2 separate regions of the Homo sapiens genome follow, and region 1 is linked to region 2. A link is an interaction called in ENCODE POLR2A ChIA-PET data of the cell type or tissue named here. Cell type or tissue: MCF 10A. All regions are shown on one strand. Links, peaks and the distances in the headings refer to the core of each region. The heading gives the core; the rest is flanking DNA.

What was found. Peaks named below come from ENCODE experiments on the same cell type or tissue, not always from the same donor. Only the 100,000 strongest peaks of a DNase experiment are listed, where the experiment ranks them.
Region 1: POLR2A ChIA-PET joins it to region 2 with 6 read pairs; 3 of 35 experiments call an interaction of 5 or more read pairs at or near these places.

Annotation. Positions count from the first base shown.
Region 1 is chr13:113,213,863-113,220,573 of GRCh38, forward strand. CUL4A (cullin 4A) reads left to right here. Exons shown (of 20, transcript NM_001008895.4): 3 at 5,083-5,186. Among named protein-coding and RNA genes, the nearest start is that of CUL4A, 7.6 kb to the left of the region's middle. RefSeq lists an enhancer at 6,547-6,711. In MCF 10A, for the core only: no CTCF peak of the experiment used is centred there; a DNase peak (open chromatin) is centred at 2,979.
Region 2 is chr13:113,068,909-113,075,619 of GRCh38, forward strand. MCF2L (MCF.2 cell line derived transforming sequence like) reads left to right here. Exons shown (of 30, transcript NM_001112732.3): 9 at 1,151-1,265; 10 at 5,536-5,655; 11 at 6,090-6,281. Among named protein-coding and RNA genes, the nearest start is that of F7, 34 kb to the right of the region's middle. In MCF 10A, for the core only: no CTCF peak of the experiment used is centred there; no DNase peak of the experiment used is centred there.

The DNA of each region.
Region 1 (6,711 bases), core at 668-5,667, 140 kb after region 2:
TGATCATCTCTCCACGCACAGGTGGGCTTCTGGCCTCTCACAGAGTCTGAAGCATGAGCTGCCTCAGATCTATTGGAAGCAAATGGGATAGAAATCTAAGAAAAGCAAATGTGAAATTACTGATGTCTGATCAAGCAGGCAATACATTTGACTTGGTGTTTCAAAATAAAGTCTCAGTTTTTGTATAGGTGGGGTGGTGTATACTTTGCCAAAGAATCTTATGTGAAAGGACCAATTCTCACCCAAGTTTGAAAGGTTTGGTTTCGTGTTTGGTTTTTGGTTTTGCTCACTCTCCCTCTACGTCTAAACACCTTAGGAGTCCTGTCACTTACACTTTTTGGGCCTCAGCTGGCCTGTTGTTTCTGTTTGTTACTTTGTTTTTATCATTTTCCTCCTGTAGTGTGTAGAGGAGAATGTTGTGAAGGCATGGATCTTTTCCATTGAACGACCTGAATTTCGGTCTGTAATAACTAACTCCTGAAGAAAGTGCATCTTCTGTGTCTTGTGTCTCTATGTTTTAGTCCTGCTTGTTGCTAAATGAGACAACAGAAAACTGAAGACTGCATTTCTAGAAAGGTTTCAGAGAAAGGCTGTGTTTTGATTTAGAACTGGTTTTTTTGTTTTTTGTTGCACAAAAACAAACCTCTCAGGCCCTTTAAAAAAAAAGAGAGAGAGAGGTGTGGCCTCCCTATGTTGTCCAGGCTCCTTGGGAACTCCTGGACTCAAACAGTCCTCCTGCCTTGGCCTCCCGAAGTGCTGGGATTCCAGGCGTGAGCCATTGCACCCGGCTGACATGCAAGTTCTGAGGAAAGCCAGGCTGTCTTTCTTGAGTCACGGAGTAGTTGTCTTCATGACATGTTGATACCAGGTGATAATGGTCAGTGAAAGAGAGAGGTTAGTCCTTTGTATTAGGTGGCATCCTTCCCTCACACCCAAGCTGCAGGCCCAGCGTAGGAATGGGACCTCCACAGCCACACAGGTCTCATCCTGTGTGGCTGTGAAGGTCGCTATATGACTCTGGAGGTAGCTATGTGACTATGGAGGTCTCGTCCCGTGTGGCTGTGGAGGTCGCTGTGTGACTGTGGAGGTCACGTCCCATGTGGCTGTGGACATCTTGTCTGTGTGGCTGTGGAGGTTGCTGTGTGACTATGGAGGTCTCGTCCTTTGTGGCTGTGGACGTCTTGTCTATGTGACTGTGGAGGTTGCTGTGTGACTGTGGAGGTCGCGTCCCGTGTGGCTGTGGAGGTCACTGTGTGACCATGGAAGTCGCGTTCCGTGTGGCTGTGGAGGTCGCTGTGTGACTATGGAGGTCTCTCTCGTCCGTGTGGCTATGGAGGTCTGTGTGGGAGTATGGAGGTCACATCCCGTGTGGCTGTGGAGGTCGCTGTGTGACTGTGGAGGTTGCTGTGTGACTATGGAGGTCGCTATGTGACTATGGAGGTCGCTGTGTGACTATGGAGGTCTCATCCATGTGGCTGTGGAGGTCTCTGTGACCATGGAGGTCACGTCGCATGTGGCCGTGGAGGTCGCTGTGTGACTATGGAGGTCACGTCCCATGTGGCTGTGGAGGTCGCTGTGTGACCATGGAGGTTACTGTGTGCCTATGGAGGTCGCTATGTGACTATGGAGGTTGTTGTGTGACTATGGAGGTCTCGTCCATGTGGCTGTGGAGGTCTCTTTGTGACTATGGAGGTCACGTCCCATGTGGCCGTGGAGGTCTCTGCGTGACTGTGGAGGTCACGTCCCGTGTGGCTGTGGAGATCTCTGTGTGACTATGGAGGTTTCATCCATGTGGCTCTGAAGGTCTCTGTGTGACTATGGAGGTCGCGTCCCATGTGGCTGTGGAGGTCGCTGTGTGGCTATGGAGGTCGCGTCCCGTGTGGCTGTAGAGGTCGCTGTGTGACTATGGAGGTCTCGTCTGTGTGGCTGTGGAGGTCGCTGTGTGACTATGGAGGTCGCGTCCCATGTGGCTGTGGAGGTCGCTGTGTGACTATGGAGGTCTCGTCCGTGTGGCTGTGGAGGTCGCGTGTGTGACTATGGAGGTCTCGTCCATGTGGCTGTGGCGGTCTCTGTGTGACTATGGAGGTCTCGTCTGTGTGGCTGTGGAGGTCTTTGGGTGACTATGGTGGTCACGTCCCATGGTCCCATGTGGCTGTGGAGGTCGTGTGTGACTATGGAGGTCTCGTCCACGTGGCTGTGGAGGTCTTTGTGTGACTATGGAGGTCACGTCCCATGTGGCTGTGGAGGTCGCTGTGTGACTATGGAGGTCTCATCTGTGTGGCTGTGGAGGTCTTTGTGTGACTATGGAGGTCACGTCCCATGTGGCTGTGGAGGTCTCTGTGTGACTATGGAGGTCATGTCCCACAGCTCCATGGCCTTCCTTGTTCTGTCTTCCACATCTGAGAGCAGGGATTGCCCTTATCCGCAGTGAGCATTTTGTTTAAGTAGCAGTGAGTTCACTCCAGGCAATGCTTTGACACTATAAATAGACGTGTATTTGACATTCACACACGTGTCTGTTGAGCTAATACAGACAATCATTTGATGAACCTGCTAGTTAGGAAGTAGCTGTGATGTGAGAAGAGACAGTGCTGGCTGTAGATATACACCAAATTTCCTCACTTGGCTGTTGATACAAGGAAAGCATCTTGATACTAATAGGAGTAGAATGCAAATGATACTTCTCTACCTCCGATCATTGGATTACATTCCTTTTCTCTGGGGTGAATCTTTAAAATGCTAATGGCCTGAGTGCACCAACATGAAGCACACAGTACCATCTGATTAGTTGCTTTATGCATCCAGAGAGGGTATTTCTAAATCTCAAAGTATGATTGAGTGTCAAAAATCCATTTGGGGGAGGGGCAACTCCTGTGTTGTGCTGCTTCTATAACAGCACAAAAAAGTCTTCCAGTATGTTCCTGCCAGCAAGGAGTTGGCAGGGCGGGGAGAAACAAAGGCTGTCGCCTTTCCAGTGATGAGTGCCTGTAATATGAAGCCGGGAGTCCTGACTCAGCACCTACAGCAAACCTGGGTTACCCAGGGCTTGCCACTTGTTTTGAGAGGTTCTTAAATTCTTAATTTTAAAAACAAAGTAAATTGCAGTATGACTCATATGAATAGTAAATGTGCACCAAATAGGACACATAGGAGGCAGAGTGGGTTATAAAATATTTAGTCATTTGCCACAACCAGGAAAAGATGGTTTTAAGGATATTGGTTCTTGGTCTAGGAATTAAAACATCCAGAAAATGGTCCTAAGTTACTGTTGATTTTTGCTGAAGAAAATACATTTTCTTCATGTGTTATATAAAAAACTTACTTTGTAATAATTATGTTTGTGGGATTCACTAATGTTTAACTACTGGAGCAAAACCTTTGTCGTAAAGTTCTCTTGGTTGTTTGAGGAGACAAAAGGATGGCAGATCTTTGACCAAATTATGAAGATATGGAATTCAAAGGGATGGAATTGAAGAGTTTGAGAAAGGAGTTAAAGTAAATACAGAATGTGGGTAGGAATTCCGTTTCTATAGTAAGACAAAATGTAGGGGGAAAGTTTGTATTTCTTTGTTATTATGCTGATAATAAGCTTGCTAGAAAACAGGATTATAATTAAAAACAGGATTATAATTATTCCACATCCTCTTTTGATCTTTGTAAATATGCATGTATTTTATATGGTAGTAATCACTGTATGTATTTAACTTTGGTTAATATGTAGCAGCTCTCCGATATTTAGTATTGGAATTATTAATACTTGTGTAAGTATTAGTAAAATGAATAGCTTTATAACTTTAATTTACCTTTTTTCCTAGGGGTATATTGTATCCTAATTAAATTCAGATTATTTATCTAAAGTGTTTTTATTCTGTATATCCCCACATTTTTCGAACCCCACATTGGTTCAAAACTTGTTAGAAAAACCATATTTCTGTTTATAATATTTCATATTGGAATTGAATGAGTTTAAGTTTTTGTACCTAAGATTGGAAAGGAAATTTTATTAGAACTGGTAAGAATGTACAAGCATTGTTTCTTTGAGGTGAGTAAAAATATTGTGAGAAAAAATTTTCTGCTTCAAAAAATGGTGTCAGCTGGGCACGGTGGCTCATGCCTGTAATCCCAGCACTGTGGGAGGCCGAGGCGGACAAATCACCTGAGGTCAGGCGTTTGAGACCGGCCTGGCCAACATGGCGAAACCCCTCCTCTACTGAAAATACAAAAATTAACCTGTGCGTGGTGGCAGGTGCCTATAATCCCAGCTACTCGGGAGGCTGAGGCAGGAGAATCGCTTGAACCCGGGAGGTGGAGGTTGCAGTGAGCCAAGATCCTGCCTTTGCACTCCAGCCTGGGTGACAGAGCAAGACTCCAACTCAAAAAAAAAAGATTTCTTCTTGTATTAGGGGTGTTCACAGAATAAAAAAGAAAGTTTATTAATTAAACAAACTGAAGTGAATTACACATCTAGCCTGCAGAAAAATAAATAGGAAACAATACAGTCTGGCCTGTGTCACCCAGAAAAAGCTCAGTTTGGATTGAATCACTGCCCTGGGGAGTGTGAGGGGAAGGCCCAGCCTGTTGTTCTCCTTCCTGATGGGAAGGTGGTCACTGAGGGAAAAGATTTTCTTGGTTCTCTAGCCCTGATTTCACTTTGTAATCATCAAGGTGAACTTAAACACAAACACACTCCAGTGACCCCCATCTCAGACTGAGGAATCGGAGCACCCGGAAACAGGCCTGTGAGGATCAAACCTGTTGAGAAGTCCCAAGTGACTGGGCACCATAGATGCTCAGGAGTGGTGCAGGCCAGCTGCCTGGGACCCGAGGTCCAGCAGGTGCAATGTGCCCACATTAACTGTTGTTACCTCTACCCCCATGCCAACTATGACTGGACTGCAGTGTTCCAACGAGAAGTGCCCTAAACTTAGCCATAATAAGTAATTTATTTGTAGATTCCTGAAGTACTGGGGTAGGGTGTGGGGTGCCTTTTTCTTATGATTACAGCTATGTTAACAATAGGGTTTTTTTATGAACCAATCTGTTGTTCATACTGAAGAATTGATGTAGCCCTTTTGTTTGCAGGCTGTGGAAAATCTCTGTTCTCACAAAGTCTCCCCAATGCTCTACAAGCAACTGCGTCAGGCCTGTGAAGACCACGTCCAGGCACAGATCCTTCCGTTTAGAGAATATCCTTTTTTTGGTTCATAAAGTTTCTATTCATTATCTAAGTCTTTTAAAACTGAACATTATTATGATAAAGAGCTAATGAGTATCCTTAATATTAAAACAACAGCTTTTAAAGTTCTCTTTTATTTGATAGGTTTGTAAGCGAAATTTACCATTTAAATTATTTTGCTGATTTGAATTAAAGGGAAACCGTGTTCATTTATTGGGTATGGTTGAAGTATTTAGGAAATGTTCTGAAAAATGTCTTCAAGTTTGAGTATCCTTTATTCTAATAAACACCATCTGCATTGGCTTTCTGTGATAGGCAACAAAGTCCCATCGACTTGGCGACTTATGGAGACACCCACTTATCAGCGCACAGTTGTGTCTGTCAGGAGGCCAGGCAGGATTCAGTGGATTCTATGCTCAGTCTCACGGGCAGAGTCAAGGTGTCAGCCAGGTTGGGGCCTCACCTGAGGTCTTTGCTAGCACGGGCAGGCAGTTGGCGGAAGCCAGTTCCTGTGGTAGTGGGACTGAGGGCCCTGCCTTCTGTCCCGTGTTGCTTGGTGTCACTCTCAGCTCCACATGCACAGGTCCTTGCCTCTCCTCTCACAGCACGACTCTTTTCTGCTTCTAGACCAGCAGGAGAATCTGCCTGTCTGACCTGCTGAGATAGGGCCTTATATGATGTAACCCGTAACCCAGTCAAGGAATGATGACCTTCGTATTCACAGCCTCGTTCACAGTTGCGTGTGAGGCATCCTCCACGTGGGGACAGGGCAGGAGCATCTCAGAATTCTGCTGCCACACCAGCTGTGACTCAGACGTCTACAGGGGAGTCTCTGGGCTCCTTGGCATCCTATAGAAAATCCTTTAATCTGGACTCAATCTCATTCCCCAGCCTCCTCCCAGTACTGTAGCTGTCCATGTGTCTCATTGGGTAGGAATTAGAAAGTAGAGTTTATAATTGCAGAAAATCTACTTGTGGCTGTACTTTTCTAGGCCTCCGTTTCTTCATGTGTAAAATTAGGTGGTTTGTGTTTGCTTATTTCTAAGTGTTCTTCTAGTTCAAGGAAACTTCTGCTCCCCCATCTCCCTGATCTTGGGAAACTAAACCATTCTGAGTTCATTGGAAGGGTCCTCAGGGAATCTGCAGCAGTTGGTGCTGCTGAAGTTGAAGCACGTGACAGGGAAGCTGAAATGCAGGGTGAGAGGTCTCTGTTTAGACAATCTCCACAGCACCCCGCACAGATGTGAGTGAAGTCGGTTCCAGCTCTGTTGTGCTGGCTTCTGTAAATACGCCTCTGCAGTGTTTTCCAGCAAAGCCCTTTCCTAAAGATCATGAGGTCGTTCAAGAGATCAGTGACCGCACACCACCTTTTGGAACCTGGCCAAAGTGCACCTTATCTCAGGAGGCGCCTGTGAGGGCGCACAGAAGCAGGCCCCGCCCCAGTGCCACGGCTCAGCAATGCGCTTCCAGGAACCTACGTTCCAGATGTTTCCATCCAAAAAGCGGCCTGACTCCTAGGCTTGGGGGAAGTCTTT
Region 2 (6,711 bases), core at 1,118-6,117:
TGGAGTCCCAGCTACGCGGAGGCAGAGGTCGCAGTGAGCCGAGATTGCACCTGGGTGGTGCACAGCTGGAGTCCCAGCTACGCGGAGGCAGAGGTCGCAGTGAGCCGAGATTGCACCTGGGTGGTGCACAGCTGGAGTGCCAGCTACTCGGAGGCAGAGGTCGCAGTGAGCCGAGATTGCACCTGGGTGGTGCACAGCTGGAGTGCCAGCTACGCGGAGGCAGAGGTCGCAGTGAGCCGAGATTGCACCTGGGTGGTGCACAGCTGGAGTCCCAGCTACGCGGAGGCAGAGGTCGCAGTGAGCCGAGATTGCACCTGGGTGGTGCACAGCTGGAGTGCCAGCTACTCGGAGGCAGAGGTCGCAGTGAGCCGAGATTGCACCTGGGTGGTGCACAGCTGGAGTCCCAGCTACGCAGAGGCAGAGGTCGCAGTGAGCCGAGATTGCACCTGGGTGGTGCACAGCTGGAGTGCCAGCTACGCGGAGGCAGAGGTCGCAGTGAGCCGAGATTGCACCTGGGTGGTGCACAGCTGGAGTCCCAGCTACTCGGAGGCAGAGGTCGCAGTGAGCCGAGATTGCACCTGGGTGGTGCACAGCTGGAGTCCCAGCTACGCGGAGGCAGAGGTCGCAGTGAGCCGAGATTGCACCTGGGTGGTGCACAGCTGGAGTCCCAGCTACGTGGAGGCAGAGGTCGCAGTGAGCCGAGATTGCACCTGGGTGGTGCACAGCTGGAGTCCCAGCTACGCGGAGGCAGAGGTTGCAGTGAGCCGAGACTGCACCACTGCACCCAGCCCAGGTGATGGAACCAGACCCTATCTCAAAAAATAAATTTTAAAAAAAGTTTTTAAACTTTTAAAAAATAAAAATGAACAAACTCGGCGGCTCAGCCTAGTCGCAGTGACCTAGAGGGAGAGAAGCAGGAAGGAAAGGACACAGCCCCTGATGCTTTCTCCAGGGCCTCCCTCCCATGCTGACGGCCCTGAGTGCCCGCGCCCGCAGATCCCAGGTTTAGGTGCAGGGAGTGAGCGGAGGCCAGGATCTCAGGAAGGCCCGGGGTGGAGATGAGCCTTGGGGTCGCTTGAACACCCACCGCGCTCCACGTTGCATGGGGCGCCGTGGGCCACACAGACGGTCAACTCCTCCTCTTTCCCAGGCTCCTGGCCCAGCTGAACGAAACCGAGGCTGCCTTCGATGAGTTCTGGGCAAAGCATCAGCAGAAACTGGAGCAGTGTCTGCAGCTCCGGCACTTTGAGCAGGGCTTCCGGGAGGTGAGTGGCCCTGGGTGGAGCCGGCAGCCGCCCTGATGCTCACGGGGCCTCCTGTGCCTGCGCCCTGGTCCCAGTGCCGGGAGCTGAGCCGTGCCACCCAGTTGACTTTGGCTTAATGCAGAAAAGTCTCCGCTTGCCAGGTGGAGCCTGTGAGATTAAGTCAGGCTGAGCCTTGAAATGCACGATTGATGACTGCGTCATTGTATAGAAAGGTGATTGAAAATCAGCTCACTGGGATGCACTTACACTGCATTATTCGTAAAGTAGCAGGAAGCCTTTGCTCTCCCTTCATAGTCATTTGCATGCCCTTTTATTCAACATGCATGTAGGATGTGCCTGCTGTGTGCCAGACTGTAGGACGGCGTCACAGTCATGAGGTGCACAGCGACACGGCCAGTGCAGCCAGACCCAGACGTCTCCCTCCTGCGGCCCTTCGTGGACTCACCCATGTCCCTCCTCAGCCCCCGGCAACCACTCATCTGTTTCCGTGGCTGTGCTTTTGCCATTTCAAGAATGTGACATTAATGAATCCCACAGAATGTCACTCTCGGGATTTGTTTGTTTGCTCAGCACAGCTCTCTGCAGACCCCCAGGTGCCGGTGGCTCACTCATTGTGTTCCCCGGTGTGGACGGACCACAGTTCTTTCAATCATTCACCTGTTGAAGGGTATCTGGGTTGTTTCCGGATTTGAGTATTACAGATAAAGCTGTTACAAACATTGATATACTGATGTTGGTGTAAATGTAAGTTTTCATTTCTTGGGCTTAAGTGCCCAGAATGTAATTGCAGGGTTATATAGTAGTTGCATGTTTCGTTTAAGAAAATGCCAAACGGTTCTCAGTGTATGAGAGACTAGTTGCTTCCCCTTTCCCCAGCACGTGGTGGGGTAGTGATTCTTCATATTATGCTCACATCCTGATGTGTGTGCCATCTCACGGTGGTTTTCTGTTGCGTTTCCCCAGTGTTGATGGTGCTAAACACCTTTCCACGTGCTTATTTGCCATTCGCATATCCTCTTTGGTAAAATGTCTTATTTCTGTTGCCCATTTTCTAACTGGATTGTTTGGTTTTGTGCTTTTGTTTTACGGTTTTGTTACATTTTGAGAATTCCTTATATACTGCAGATACTAGTTCTTTGCCACATATGTGGTTTGCGAATATTTTCTCCTGGTCTGTAACTTGTCTTTTCATCCTCTTTAACAGGGTTTTTCACGTAGCCAAAGCATTTAATTTTGACGAACTCCAATTTGTCAATTTCTCCTTTTAAGGTTTATACTTTTGGTCCTAGATTCCAAGTATATTCCCCTAAGCCTTTTTCCCCTCAAATTTCATAGTTTTACATTGAAGTCTATGACCTAATTTGAGCTAATTTTTGTATAAGGTATGAGAATTAGATCATGATTTGTTTTACCTCTGGATGTCCAATTGCTGTAGCACTGTTTGTTGAAAAGGCCCTTTCTTCCACTGGATTTCTTCTCCACCGTTGTCAAAGCTCTGGGCACATTTGTGTGGGTCTGTTCTGGAGACTCTCTATTCAATTATGTTTATCTACATACCTCTTCCTCTGTCTGTACCACAAGGTCTTAATTGCTGCAACTATATAATGTCTTGAAATCAAGTACACTCATTCTTCCCTCTTTGTTTTCTTTTTCAAAATTGTGTTAGCTTCTAGTTCTTTTGCCTTTTCATGGCAATTTTAAAATTATCTTGTCTACATATATGAAAACAAATTTCCTGGGGTTTTCATAGGAGTTGTGTTAAACCTATATTTTAAGGAGAAGAAATGTCTTTACTGTGTTGACTCTTCTAGTCAACAAACATGGTATTCCCAACATTTGATTTCTTTCATCAGTGTCGAGTAGTTCTCAGCACACAAGTTCAGTACGTATTTTGTTTGACTTACCTTTAATATTCCACTTTAAGAAGTCATCACAGTATTATATTTTTAATTTTGGCATTTATGTATTCATTGCTGCACATAGAAACACAATTGATTTTTGTATATTTATCTTGTCTCCTGCGACCTTGCTGAGCACACGTATTTGAGATGGTTTTTTGTGAAGTCCTTGACATTTTCCATATAGACCATCATGTCATGTGCAAATAAGGACAGTTTGGTTTCTTCCTTTTTGAAGATATGCCTTTTATTCTACCCCCCACCCACAACACCCTGCCCCACTGCGTACTGCCCCAACTAGAGCTTCCACCATATGATAAGAGTGGCGAGACTGGACATCTCTGCTTTGTCCCCAACCTTAGGAGGAAAGTGTTTAGTTTTTCACTGTCAGGTGTAATGTTAGTTGTAGGATTCTTGTAGATGCTCAATAAAACTATCTGGGCCTAGAGATTTCTTTGGGAGACTTTTAAAATTATGAATTCAGTGTCCTTAATAGTTACGCAACTATTGAAACTATCTGTTTCACAATGAGATATAGTAGTGTGCTTTTCAAGGCAATGTGTAGGGTTGTTTATAGTATTCTTTCTTATCTTTTTGACGTCTGCAGGGTCTGTAGTGATATTCCCTGTTTCATTTCTGATATTTGTAATTTGCATCTTTTCCTTTTTTCTTTGTCAATCTAGATTGAGATGTATCACTCCTCATCTTTCCAAAGAACTCGTTCTTTGTTTCATTAGTTTTCTCTGTTGTTTTCTGTTCTCAGTTTCATTGATTTCTGATCCTACCTTTATTATTTCTACAAATTGCTTTGGTGGGAACTTACATTCTTTATTTGAGACTGTTCCTCTTTTCTAACATACATATTTAATAAGAACACTATAAATTTCCCTCTCATCACTGATTTAGCTGTGTTCCACAAATTTTGATGTATTGTATTTTCTTTTTCATTTACTCCAGCTTTTTTTTTTTTTTTTTCCAATTTCCCTTGGAACTTCCTCTTTGACCCATCCATTCTTTAAATGTATGTTGTTTGGCTTCCAGTGTTCAGAGATTTTCCCGTTGTCTTTCCATTCTTGATTTCAAGTTTGATTCATTGTAATCAGAGAACATACTCTGTATGATTTCTGTTCTTATAAATGTGTTGAGATTTGTTTTGCAGCCCAAGAATATGGTCTTTCTTGGTATATGTTCCTCACTTGAAAAGAATGTGTATTCTGCTATTGTTAGGTGAAGTTTTATACATATCAGTTAGATCCTGTTGGTTGATGGTATTGAGTTCTTCTATATCCGAGCTAGTTTCTGAGAGGTGGTGCATTATCCATAACTCAGTGGCTGTGCGTAACATGGAGAGAAGTCTCACTCATCAGCTGTGCCAGATGCAGGGGGTTCAAGGATGGACAAGAATCCTGCCTTCCTGGCCTTCAACCCCAGGCCATCTGAACTACAACCCCCTTGGCACTGGGATGTCTGCGTACACACCCATTCTCAGGATCATTTCCAATAACAAAAATTAAAAGCTTTTGTATTTAAAGGAATAAGTGGTCATATGTTTTAAAAATCAGGCCAGGCATGGTGGCTCACACCTGTAATCCCAGCACTGTGGGAGGCCAAGACGGGTGGATCACCTGTGGTCAGGAGTTCAAGACCAACCTGGCCAACATGGTGAAACCCCATCTCTACTAAAAATGCAAAAATTAGCTGGGCGTGATGGCTGGTGCCTGTAATCCCAGCTACTTGGGAGGCTGAGGCAGGAAAATCACTTGAACCAGAGAGGCAGAGGTTACAGTGAGCCAAGATCACGCCACTGCACTCCAGCCTGGGCAACAAGAACAAAACTCCGTCTCAAAAAAAAAAAATTAAAAATTAAAATAAAAATCATTTCTATGACACCCATTGTCTTCCTGCCAACAGCAGAAATCGTAGACATTAGAAGTTAGTAGCAAGCTAGAAGGGACTGAGTTACATAACTCTCCACACCTAGGATCCAGTAGGAATGCTGACAATTCCAGTGTCCATATTGCTGCTGGCTTTCGGCTCCCAGGGCCTTTGTCCTTGCGTGATCTCATCTTCTCCTCATGCTGTTTTCAGGCGTGTGGTTGATAAACGGAGGCACACACAAGCCACAGAGAAACAATTGTTCTGCCAGTGAGGTCACTGGTGGGTAGCGTCGACCCAGAGGCCCCACGGTCCCCGCTTGATTGGTGACCACTCGGGGCCGACTTTGCACCTGTCTGACTGTGGTCCCTGCTTGATTGATGACCACTTGGCCCGACTTTGAATTCTGTCATTTCCCTGATCTGGAGCACTGGAGTGGGTTCTCTCTGTTCAGGTGAGGGAGACACCCCCCTGAGATGGGCCCTCCTCTGTTCCAGGTCAAAGCCATCTTGGACGCAGCGTCCCAGAAGATAGCAACCTTCACAGACATCGGCAACAGCCTGGCGCATGTGGAGCACCTGCTGAGGGACCTGGCCAGCTTCGAGGAGAAATCAGGCGTAAGGCGGGGTCCCGGCGGGGGCGGCGGGAGAGTGTGGGCAGCATCATCAAGTGCTGCTCAGGAAGGCGCAGGAATGGGCCTCCCGCCTACGGAGAACGGACCCCACAGCCCCCCGGGGATGTCCATGGGGTGGGGGGTGCTGCTGCCTGTACCCCTCCCCTCCCACACCCCACCCACAGCACATGGCCCTGCCCGGCCTCCTCTGGGTCAGGTCCCTGCAGACGGTCAATGCCTTTGCTGGGACCACCACAGCCCCCAGAAGCACTTGCCACAGAACAGCTTCGGGGATTAAGCAGCATCTCAGGCATCCGCAGCAGTAAACAAAGAAATCAAGACACACGTGTGCCCCGGGACACACATCCCGTACAGCAAGGCACTGTGTGCCTCGAACAGAAAGAGGCCTGAGCTGGTCCTCTGGGTGGCCGTCCACAGGTGGCCGTGGAGAGGGCCCGGGCCCTGTCTCTGGACGGCGAGCAGCTCATTGGGAACAAGCACTACGCGGTAGACTCCATCCGCCCAAAGTGCCAGGAGCTCCGGCACCTCTGTGACCAGTTCTCTGCGGAGATCGCAAGGAGGAGGGGGCTGCTCAGCAAGTCCCTGGAGCTGCACCGCCGCCTGGAGACGGTAGGCCGAGCCGGACCCCACCCCACTCCCCCCCAGCTGCGGAACCAGCCTCTTCCTCCCACATCCACCACCGGCTGACCCTTGTCGTGGGGAGGGCAGCTCTTTGGCTGGAAAATGTCCTTGCACCCTTCGTTTCTGGTCTTGTTGGCCTAGAGGGTCTTTTTCTAGAATTCATTTGCCACAGTTTTATTTCTTTTTTTTTTTTTTTCTCACTGCAACCTCTGGTTCCTGGGCTCAAGGGATCCTCCCACCTCAGCCCCCAAGTAGCTGGGACTGTAGGTGCATGCCACCGTACCCAGCTAATTCTTGTATTTTGTGTGTGTGTGATAGAGATGGGGTCTCACTATGTTGCCCAGGCTGGTCTCGAACTCCTGGGCTCAGGTGATCCTCTCACCTTCACCTCTCAGAGTGCTGGGATTACAGGCGTGAG